Regions from separate parts of the Homo sapiens genome. Here all the other regions are linked to region 3. Evidence: chromatin contacts called from ENCODE Hi-C or POLR2A ChIA-PET data. All regions are on one chromosome and are shown on one strand. The core of a region is the stretch at or near the end of the contact, and the rest is flanking DNA. Distances in the headings are between cores, read along the strand shown.

Region 1 (3,617 bases), core at 86-2,585, 260 kb after region 3:
TATAATCTTATATGCCCCGACATCCCATCACTGAGTAATACAAGTTGCCTATGGTTTTCTTGTTTTTTGCTTTCTGTCAATTTGCAAGAAGCACACGCTACTTTTAAAGAATAAACAATGGGGTGATTGATGAAGCCCACAATTACACAGCCAAGAATATTTTACAGAAGAAACATTATGTGTTTCCTGAAATTTCCACCTTGCATCATGCCCAGGTCTACGTGCTTTATTCTCTATATTTTTAAAGCATAGAATTTGAGAGTTTTGCATGTCAACAATGTCACATGGTTGTCACCCTGAAATGAGAAGAAACCAACACAGCCCAGTACCCAGAAGTATGCTCTCAAATTTCAAAGAGCAATCTCAAAGTATTAAATAGCTTAGTAAAATGCAGTTATGACTTTCCCTTGACTGAAGGGAAGAGAATTTTTAATGTAATAGCAGTAACAGTTAAAATCCTCTTAGCCCGTTATCTATAAGGCATTTTCACATTCACTATCTTATGTAAAAAGATAACTCACCAAACCAGGTGTTTAAGGACTTACCTATTTTTGCAAGGGATGCTAGAAGTATCCAGAGAGTGACCTCATAAGGAATTTGCACATAGTCATAATCCAGTTCAAAAACAGATATCCCTTCCTCTGGCTCTGAGCTGGCAGCAGCAAACCAAGCGTTAGATGCATACTGAGCAGTGGAATTTGCAGATTCATTCAAATCAGAAGATGCTTCAGAACACTCAAGAGCCACTAGCAGTAGCAAACAATTCCAAGGACTGTAAGTCACGAACATCTGCAGAGCCATTCCTGTGGGCTTCTCCTACCTACACCCCTGTGTGGATGTGTGCCACACATCTGAAGTCGGGGAGGCTTCTAGAGAGTGACTGCATCCACCTGGGTCAAAAGTAATATAGGTACAGTCTGTGGGTCCTCCCAAGAAGATTCCGAGTGTGTTATTGAGCTCTGTATGTAGACACTTTCTAATCTGGTTTAAATCGTTTGTGTTCAGGCAACTCAGCTTCCAACTCAAATGCAGTTATTCAATAGACTTGTTAAAGTCCATGGAGCTACCTGGAGGACCTCCATCCAATCATGGCTTGAGCAATTTATGAAAGAAATAAAAATCTCTTCACTTAAAGGCATTTCCTCATTTCACTGCATACTGGCTTTGTCTTGTGGGTGAAAATTTAAAAGGATACTGTAGTGCTCATTCCACAGATCACTGGAGTCCTTCTAATGAGGAAAGGAAACCTTCCCTGTCTATCAGATCCCAAGAAGGAGCTACCTGATCTGCGCTTGTTCCTTCTCTCCTCCCCCTGTCCTCTCATTTGTTTTGAATGACCACGGCTTCAGGTAGCTCTGGAACTACACTTAATTATTTGCTTTGATTTGACTTTTGTAATGAAATCCTTTCTCTGAGGGTTCTCTGGAGGTCACACTGCTGACACCTAGTGGGCACCTGCAATACAACACCCTTGACACTTTCAGTTATGAACGTTAAGGTGACCATGAAATTATCTAAACCAGGACACTTTGGGGAATGAATAATAATGATAATTATGCAAAGCTATAGGCACAAACCAGAATTGTCCAGCAAACTGTCTTATATGGTCTCTATACATGAGGAAGAAGGAGGATAAGAAGGAGGTGGTAACAACAAGGATGGTAGCAAACACTGAAACTTTTGCATGTTACCAGACTCCATGAGCAGTCATTCATAGAAGGAATGAAGTTCCAGATCTCTATGAACTTTACACTATAATTTTTAAAAAACAGGAAGCCAAAGAACAAGTTCCATAAATACACCTAAATACCTGGATTTGTAAAACTCCATGGCACATCCAGATTTTCCATTTAAAAAACATTTGTTGTTGTTAAAAAGAAGCAGCATCATAGAATGTTGATGAAAGAATTTTGAGATAATTTTTATGAGCCTACTTCTCGCTCTTCTACTTGTTGCCAGGTGACCTTGGTGAAGTTAATTACCTTTCAGAAATTCCTTATCTGAAACAGAGAGGAAAATATCTGCCTCATTGAGTAGCTAGGAACATTAAATGAGATAAAGCAAGTAAAGAATTTGGCATGTAGTTGGCACTTAAATGTTAGTTTTTATTTTAAATTACATTTCTTATACTTTTAGGATAAGATACAACACTTTTGCAATGATTACTGATACTCAGTAAAAAATGAGAATAATACATCATCCATATACTACCCCAACATCTCTTTTACATCAAACTGCAAGATGCTTTGTGTTTTGTTTTTTCTTAGTTCATATTAGTGAGTGCAGGGGATTTCCCCCCAGCCAACACACACACACACACACACACACACACACACACACACACACACACACTCAGCTAACATCACTGGGAAATTGAGAAAGGAATGGTTGAGAAGGGCTAACACCTAGATGCAAATTCATAGTGAGGCAATAGAATTAAAAGTTCACATATGAATATTTTTTCTTTTTCCTTCAGTTTGACTCCAGAATAGATTAGATTCAGTCACTGAAATGAGACTATCAGGTGGACTACAAGAAGGGTACACATATTGAGTCGATTATTTTTTCTCAAAGAATATATGAATATCCTTTAATAGAAAGCTGCTTTATAATAGGTGTTTTATTTTTATTTGCATTTTATTGTACTTTTCTTTCTAAAAAGAAATGAGGGAGCAAGTCTCACATAGTGCCTTGTGGAAAGACCAAAATGAAGAATCAAAAGACTTATGTACTCAGACATTAGTTATCTGATTGGCTTTGGAAAATTACCTGTTTGAGCCTTATAGTTTGAGCCTTTATAGTTTTCTCATCTATAAAATAAAGATGCTGTCCATACCTGGTAACCCTTTCCTGCTCTAAAATTCCAAATTTTGTGAGTATATGGCAACCCGTTTAGCCTTATGATCACCTGATGGCTGATAGTCCAGTCCCTCTCAGAGTAAAAATGCCAATCTTGGGAGGATGGTAAGAGAACAACTTGAGCTCTGCAACAGTCTACTAACTTGTGGTCCAGGTTAAGATGTAGCAGCCCACTTCATCAACCATCGGCATCACTTCCACTCATGCAGTACTTTCTTACAGATGTCAGAACATTCTTTCTAAAATGATTTCTTAGTATAAGGTCCCCAGAAAGTGTATGTGAGACAAAGCTTCCATGAGAAGTGCAAACTAAGGGCAGCAAAAGTGAGGGGAAAGGGGGAAGAAAGGAGAAGCTCTTCTAGAATGACAGCATAAGAAGCACCATAGATTTCCTAGTGAAACAACTATAACTGGTGAGATCATTAAAAATCAAAAACAACCATCCAGTCTCTGGAAATTGTCCTAAGAGCAGACAGAAATTGAAAAAAATCTTCTAAATATTGGTAAGACCTGAAGGCACGGCCTGTTTTCTCTACCCACCCCTCAGCTCAATGTGAGAAAAACTCTATTCTGGATGAATGTAGCCACGAGGATGGGGCTGCCTCTAATCCCAGATCCCAGTTTATGACTACAGTTTCTACCCAGAAAAGTCAGGTTGTCAGCATACGTAACCAAACTCTGCCCTACCCCAATCCTAGCAATATGTTGAACAGACTCTATTGCAGGCAAATGTAACTGAATCTACCCCAGAAACAGCA
Region 2 (3,614 bases), core at 724-3,223, 380 kb after region 3:
TTATGCTTCCCCCCAAATCTGCCTATGCCTGTGCTACCTGGGCCACCCTCCCCACTTATCCCAGATGCCAGGTCCCTAGAGTCCTTTCAACTTGGCTCAGTATTTGCCTTCTCAAGGAAGCTCTCCAACTGCAACAGCCCCAAATGGCACATGCCTATGTCCAAGCCCGTCTCCATCACTCTGCAGGTGTTTCCATCACTCCTGGACTAGCTCCCACTCTCTGGTGAGGTCCCTGAAGGCAGGGACCCTGCCTTTTCTTTTTTTTCTTTTTTTTTTTTGAGATAGAGTCTCACTCTGTCGCCCAGGCTGGAGTGCAGTGGCACAATCTCTGCTCACTGCAACCTCTGCCTCCCAGGTTCAAGGGATTCTCCTGCCTCAGCCTCCCGAGTAGCTGGGATTACAGATGCATGCCACCATGCCTGGCTAATTTTCTGTATTTTTAGTAGAGACGGGGTTTCACCATGTTAGCCAGGATGGTCTCGATCTCCTGACCTCATGATCCGCCCACCTCAGCCTCCCAAGTGCTGGGATTTAGACCCTGCCTTTTCAATCCACATTCCTAGGCCTTAGCCTTAGTTCTCAGCCTTTGGATGTATATTTGTGCAGGGAGAGGGAAAACACTGTCCCCAGAACCTGCACAAACCCAATTCCCCAAATTTACCCCTCCTAGCCCATCCAAGGCCCTGAGGTTGAGAGGTGTGCTCCCAATAGCAGCACTGTGTATGACACAAAATCAGTATTTGCAAAGGGTCTTGAGAATGAAGCAAGGGAAGTCAGTGAAATGAATACAATAATCTTGGATCTCTGTATCTGGCTGCAATTGACACCTCATTAATTTGTCTGATAACTGCGATGCAAGGTGCTGGGCATTTTAACTTCCCAAGGCTGGGCAGAAAAAAGACAAAGGCTCTGGAATCAGAAAAACTGTAGGTGTGGATCTGGGATCTACTACTTAGTAGCTGGATACTCTTGGGTAAATGACGGAATTCCTCCTCCCTTTTATTAAAGCATAATAATAGTTCCTATTTCATGTGGCCCTTAGGAGGATTAAGTGAAAATAAGATATCTAAAAATTTTCTACAGTGTCAGGCACACAGTAAGCACTTAAAAAATGACAACTATTGTTATCATTTATTTCAGTCGTTCTCACCTCTCCAGAAAATAATTGGGGATGTCTTAATTTCTAAAACTATACTTTCAGAGAAAGACAGGATGCTGTCTCATCAATTATTCACACGTATTCACACACACACTATCTCTCTCTCTCTCTTAATTGATCTTGTTTTGAGAATCCCTCCCCGGATGGTGGTCTTCCCTTCCTCTGGGGGGTGGGGAGGGGATGCGGGTGGCAGCGGAGCCCACCCTTACCTTCAGAGAGGCGTCCCCGAGGCTGGGGCGGGGGCGGCAGCTCCTCCTTCACGCCAGGTCGCGACTGCGGAGGCCAAGTTCAGAAAGTAGGTGAGAAGCAGCGATCTCCGCCTCCTGACTACCGTGGAAAGTGAAAGAGAGGTGTGATTAAAGAGATAAGGCACCCAGAGAGGGCTACAAAAAAAAAAAAAAAGAAGAAGAAGGAAAAAAAGTAGGAACAGAAAGAAGAATGTCAGGCGTCTGGCAGCTCCTGGCTGCTAACCCCGGCCGGTGGAGGCTGCAGGTGGGCACTGCCCGCGGTCGGGCGAAGCTCCGGGTCCGGGAGTGTAGCGGTCTGGGGCGCTCTCAGTCTGGGGCGCTCCCTGGCGTAGAATCCTCCCTGACTCGGAGGTCCCGGTCTGGGGACCCTCCGGTCCGGGTGCTCCTCGCAGCCGTGCTCCAGGACCGGCTCCTCCACCCAGACGCCCCGCGTGGAGTTACCGGAGCTACTGGATCGCGGGGTCCAAAGGTTGCTGCTGGAAAACCCAGCGCCTTGCCCTTTTCCCGCGGACGGCGTGGGCCCCAGGCGTCTGGCGCTTCCTGCCCAGCCGCGCGGCGCGGGTCCCGGGAAAACCCGGGCTGTAGCCGGGTGACCTGCGGGGCCGGAAGGGGGCGCGCCCGGGCCGCTCGCAAGCACCCTGCAGGCCGCGGTTCACAGCAGAGGATGCCAGGAGGGAGGACCGCTGGCCGCAGCGGCCGCCCGGCTCTTCAGAGGAAGAGGAGGGGAGGGCTGAGGGTGGAAGAGGGGTCCCCGGGGGATGCCGAAGGTGAGAGGGGCTCCGCGTCTCAAGTACACAAATGCGCCCCAGGCTTTTTGCTTTCCCAGAAGGATGGGAGTTCACTATAGGGAAGTAATAGAGAGGGGTGCAATTGTTGAAGTTTTAATTTTTTTTAAGGAGGCCAAAGGGGAATGTGTGTTTCTAGATTTTTATTTTGTGGCAGAACTGTTATTTAACCAAAGGAAAAGGGAAACCCATAGCCGACAGGCAAAATGTTCAATTGGACAATGATTTTAATTCTTTTTACCCAATTTAGATAATTCACCACATAATAAATAAAAATATGTAATTATCTCAATAAATGCAAATAAAAGCATCTGGCAAAATTCAACACCCTTTCTGAATTAATAACGATCAGAAAACCGAGAGTAGAAATGATCTTTCTTAATCTGATAAAGAACATCTATAAGAAACCTACAGGTGACCTCATAATAGTGAAACATTTTACTTTTTCCTAAGATTAGTAATGAGATAAGGATTTTGGCTCCCACCTGGGACAACTGCTTTGCAACAAGTGAAGAAATAAAAATAAAATTAGAAAGCATAAAGATTGAGAAGAAAGAATTAAAACTACTGGTTTTAACAGAGAGCATAATTATATGTAGACCAACTTTTGAAATCTACAAAAAAAAAAACTACTGGAAATATTAAGTTTATCAAGATCATGGAATATAAAAATCAATAGCAATTCTATATATTAGAGATGGAAACTTGAAAAGTGAAGTTTGTTAAAAATGCCATTTACCATAGCATTTAAAAATCAAAATACCAAAGTATAAATTCATTGGATAATATATGAGATATCTCCTGTGAAAACTACAAAATATTGCTAACAGAGATGAAACATCTAAGTAATAAAGGGATATACCACGTTTACGGATTGGAAGACTTAAGACATCTATTCTCCACACTGTATATTTTTAGACTCTATATATTACAGAATCTATATATTTAATACAATTCAATCCAAATCCCAGGAAAATTTTTCAAAGAAATTAAGAAGCTGTTTCTAAAATTCATATGAAAATGCAAATAATCTAGGATTGTCCGGACAGAGACGGAGTTTTGCTCTTCTTGCCCAGGCTGGAGTGAGTGCAATGACGCGATCTCGGCTCACTGCAACCTCCGCCTCCCGGGTTCAAGCGATTCTCCTGCCTCAGCCGCCCGAGTAGCTGGGATTACAGGCATGCACTATCACGCCTGGCTACTTTTGTATTTTTAGTAGAGACAGGGTTTCTCCGTGTTGGTCAGGCTGGTTTTGAACTCTCGACCTCAGGTGATCCACCCATTTCAGCCTCCCAAAGTGTTGAAATTACAGGGGTGAGCCACCTGCCCGGCCTGTCTGGGCAATCTTGACAAAGATGAACAAAGTTGAGAGACTTATACTGACTTGAGGATTTATAATAAGGCAATAGTAATTATGGCAAT
Region 3 (4,108 bases), core at 533-3,032:
AATCTCTCCCCCAGGTTTCTAAAGTTTACATTGATTATATATTAGCAGAGACTTCCAAATCTTTTATTATTATTATTTTTACACAGAGTCTCCCTCTGTTGCCAGGCTGGAGTGCAGTGGGGCGATCTCAGCTCACTGCAACCTCTGCCTCCCGGGTTCAAGCTCTCCTGCCTCAGCCTCCCAAGTAGCTGGGACTACAGGCGCGCACCACCACGCCCAGCTAAATTTTTTGTATTTTTAGTAGAGACAGGGTTTCACCATGTTGGCCAGGATAGTCTCGATCTCTTGACCTTGTGATCTGCCCACCCTGGCTTCCCAAAGTCCTGGGATTACAGGTGTGAGCCACCGCGCCTGGCCGTGACTTCCAATTCTTTTGGCGTGTATGAGATGTCCTCCTAGGTTATAATGTGTACCTGTCACCAGAGCATGCTAAAATTTCACCCTAGCTATGTATTTAGTAGCCACAGTGAGTGGTTTTAATGGGTTAACATGAGCAGCCCTTTCAAGGCGCCTTTCCCAGATGAGTTACTCACAAAATTTCAAGCACAAAAAGACTAGTTTCCTCAGCTATAGGAGAGCAAACTAGTTCTCCTGCAAAGGAGTCTCAGAATAACTTGGGGGTTCACGATTGACAGTTTCACCTGGATTCAATTATATGTCTTAATTCTAAGTATCAGTATTCCACTTCTCCCTATTCAGTGCCACCTCCCATGAGAAACTTTGCAACACTGAATTTAACAGATCTCAGAATTAGCAACCTACACAAGTAAATTGAGATTTTGAGCAAAATCTCAGTAAAATGTCAGAGTCTTCTTGATCCCACAGTGAAAGAGGAATAAATAACAAGTTCTAAAGAAAAGAGGGGCTAGTCACTATTGTTAACATTTATTACTTACCATGTGTCATGGGCTTTGCTAAGTAATTTAAAGGCATCTTTTGGTGTCATGCACTCACTTAATTCCTTTCACTGCACTCAGAATAAACCCCAAATCTCTGTTATGGCCTTCTGGGTCCTAAATGGTCTGCACTCCTGCTGACCTCTCAGTTTGATGAGGAAGTTTCAGCCACACATATCTTCTTTCCACTCTTCTCAGCTTACATGTCACCTCCTCCAAACTGCTTTTCTAAAGTAGCTCACTCCCCACCTCATTACTTTCCACATCAAGACCGTGCTTCTTTATATTATCACCATATTATTTTACTTATTTTATGCTTTTTCATTGCATGTTTAGTATTTTTATTTATGTTTATTTACTGCGTGCTTATTATTTTTACTCCATGAGACTGTAATCTCAACTCAGGCATAGACCATCTATGGTTTGTTCACATTGCACTGCACCAGAAAGGATCTTAAGAAGCATGTGTAGAATTCTCACACCTCTAGAAGTTGGACTACATTATTTCCTACTGCTTTTTAAATAGGCAAACGAAAGCTTGGAGAGCCACGTTAACGTATCCTAGGTCTGTCACAACCAACTGGTGGCCAGGGTCTGTGGATCTTCAAGCTGGAGTTGGTCACCTCCTAGCACAACTCCATAGGAGGAAGTGAAGCTCAATACAATTCCCTCCTGTCCTCCAACGATAGGGGCAGCAGGGTCTGTACCCAGAGGAAACAAAGAGCATCATCATTATCATCACAAACTGGTGTGTGCTTACCGTATTGATGATGTGCCCAGTCCCCACCTTGCCTGAGACCAGAACTCCCAGCCAGCACCGGCCACGCACCCGCGGAGCTGCCAGGTAGCACCCGCCCCCTCTCTCTGCGCAGGCGCGCGCCTCCTGCTTCCGCTCGGGGCGGGGCTGGGCTCCCGGGGTAGGTCCGCGGCTGCTGCTGCGTCCGACCCCCGGCCGGCGCGGGTATGGAGCTTGGGGGTCACTGGGACATGAACTCGGCCCCGAGGCTGGTCTCGGAGACCGCAGAGCGGAAACAGGAGCAGAAGACAGGAACCGAGGCGGAGGCTGCCGACTCCGGTGCCGTCGGAGCCCGCCGCTTCCTGCTCTGTCTCTACTTGGTGGGCTTCTTGGTGAGTGCGAGCGTGGGGGCTGGGAGCAAGTGCTGACTGTGTTCGGGCCTGGGGACCCAGGCGGTTCTTGGAGCTTCCGGGGAGCTCCCAGGGAGTGGGAACCCGCAGTCCGCCTGGTGAGTGCCTCACTACCTATCAAGCTCTCCTCTTGCCCTATCACCCACTTCAGTCTGCATCTGGCCACACTGCTTTATTGCCCCTCGCGCTTTCTCTTGCACCCCGTTCGCGGAACGTCTTCCCTTCCCTGCCTTTTGAGAAGCCCTGGTACCAACCTCAGGTGTGACCAGGTGTTAAATGCTGTGGCAGGTGCAGCTTTTGCAGGGCGGAGAACAGGGGTGTGGGCAAGCTTGGAAAAGCCCAGCTGCTGTGCGGCTGCTGGTGAGGTAGGGACACGCAAGCCTTTTTACCAGAACAGGCAGGGGAGGCCGCTCTTGACCCCGCTTGGACAGATTTAGGCACATTTTCACTAGGATTCTTGGTTGACTTAAATATTAAAAAATGCAGATCAGAGTGAATTTTACCCATCTGCCTTTCGACAAACTGCGCATTGCACAGCGTAGGTTTGGTTTCATCATGATGTGTGTGCCTGTGGTTTGCTTTTTTACCAGACCAGGCTGGAGAAGCCGCTGTTGATGACCCCACTTGTACAGAATTGGGTGCATTTTCACTAGAGCTCTCGGTTGACTTGAATGTTTAAAAATGCAGATCAGAGTGAATTGTACCCATCTACCTTTGGACAAAGGGTGTGCATTGCACAATGGCGGTTTGGTTTCATCGTGTGTGTGTGTGTGTGTGTGTGCGCGCGCGCGTGTCCTGGTTTGCTCCCTGAGTGCTAATTTCCCACGTAGAATGGAAAGTTTAGTAAGCTGATTCATGGCATTTCTGAACACCTGCCATGTGGCAGGTGCTGCGGAGCTTCACTATTGTAATCCACAGTTCTGCCACAGAAGAATTCAGTCTTACAAGTAAGCTGATGTTGGTAGTTTCTGGGCCATTATCTGCAAGAACCCTAGATCCACCTCTGCACTCCTCCCTTTCCAAGGCTAGGCCTGATTCAGCCCTGAGTGTGAGCTAATCCAGTATCTTGAGGGTAAGGAAGCTGCGATAAGTGTCAATGGGAGAAGGCTGCCTTTGAGGCCTTGAAGATAGTATCTGATGGCACTGGGCCCTGGCAGGGAGTCATCGTTTTCTGCCCAGATGCAGATCAAGACCACCACTTCTCCCAGTTTCATGCACTCTCCATGCCACCACCTCCATGCAAGGCGTTCAGTTGGTAGCAACTCTATGTTGAGTTAATAGTTAAGATCACCATGAAAGCATGTTCATCAAATTGCTGCAAGCCCAGAAACACAAGGTCTTCAGGGAGGGCGGCTTTTTAGAGAGGATTTCTCTGCCTCTAGGCCATTGCAGGATCCACCCTCCAGCTCCATGCCTTTAACTTCAGAGACTGGCACTCCTTCTGACCACTATTCCTTTAATCTAGTAGTTCATTCTCAGCATGGGGATGCTTCTTCTACTTTTCAGTCTAGGCACCTAGAATTCACAACCAGTGAGTATGGGTGGTTCTTGGAGAGGAGTTGGCTGACATCCAGCCTTTTTAGTTATGGGTCCCAAGCTACTGCTGTCCTGTCTCAGAAGGGACTTGGGCTGGTTCAGCCAGATGAAAACATTTGAGCCCTTACCTGGAAAGTCCAGACTAGGGTTCAGAGAATTTGACTTAGAATTCAAAGTAGTTTTAGTATTAGAATAAAACAAAGCAATTCGCAGATCATTTGTTAAGGTCAGCCTTCCAATACAGATTTGAATATTCACAATTTATCATATGTTTTCTTTATGCTGTGTATTTGGCAAGTCTAATCTAGCAAGCCTGATACAGAATTTTAATAACTTTAATAATGTATTCAAGAGAACCATTAGGTGTCTCATATCTTAAGGGAAAAGTTTATGGTTTCCCAAAAGTTGAAAGAGTAGGGATTTTTTTAATGGAAAATATTGTAAACAATTAAATATATGAAGCTTTACATGAAAGTCACATAAAGCTACCTAACAGATGATTGTTAGGTAACATCTAAGGAACATTATAC

The links. Hi-C counts contacts between places; a loop is a spot of excess contacts on that map. ChIA-PET counts read pairs that join two places held with the same protein, here RNA polymerase II (POLR2A). Pooled maps may share reads with other maps.
Region 1: a pooled map shows a loop between it and region 3 (3-fold over the local background). The contact joins the promoter of SLC9A4 here to the promoter of SLC67A2 in region 3. A Hi-C loop is called at or near these places in 3 of 50 pooled maps.
Region 2: a loop to region 3 is called in a map with no recorded cell type, with 4 times the contacts of the local background. The contact joins the promoter of IL18R1 here to the promoter of SLC67A2 in region 3. A Hi-C loop is called at or near these places in 1 of 37 single-sample maps with no recorded cell type and 7 of 50 pooled maps. POLR2A ChIA-PET finds 5 or more read pairs at or near these places in 1 of 52 experiments (Panc1).

Annotation. Positions count from the first base shown.
Region 1 is chr2:102,470,944-102,474,560 of GRCh38, reverse strand. It overlaps SLC9A4 (solute carrier family 9 member A4), which reads right to left and starts at 1,335. Exons shown (of 12, transcript NM_001011552.4): 1 at 546-1,335. The coding sequence starts at 801.
Region 2 is chr2:102,354,155-102,357,768 of GRCh38, reverse strand. It overlaps IL18R1 (interleukin 18 receptor 1), which reads right to left and starts at 1,973. Exons shown (of 11, transcript NM_003855.5): 1 at 1,369-1,973. RefSeq lists silencers at 1,919-1,978, 1,999-2,108 and an enhancer at 1,703-2,204.
Region 3 is chr2:102,734,562-102,738,669 of GRCh38, reverse strand. SLC67A2 (solute carrier family 67 member 2) reads left to right here and starts at 1,782. Exons shown (of 6, transcript NM_032718.5): 1 at 1,782-2,024. The coding sequence starts at 1,860. It also overlaps a transcript of TMEM182 not described here. RefSeq lists a silencer at 1,666-1,875.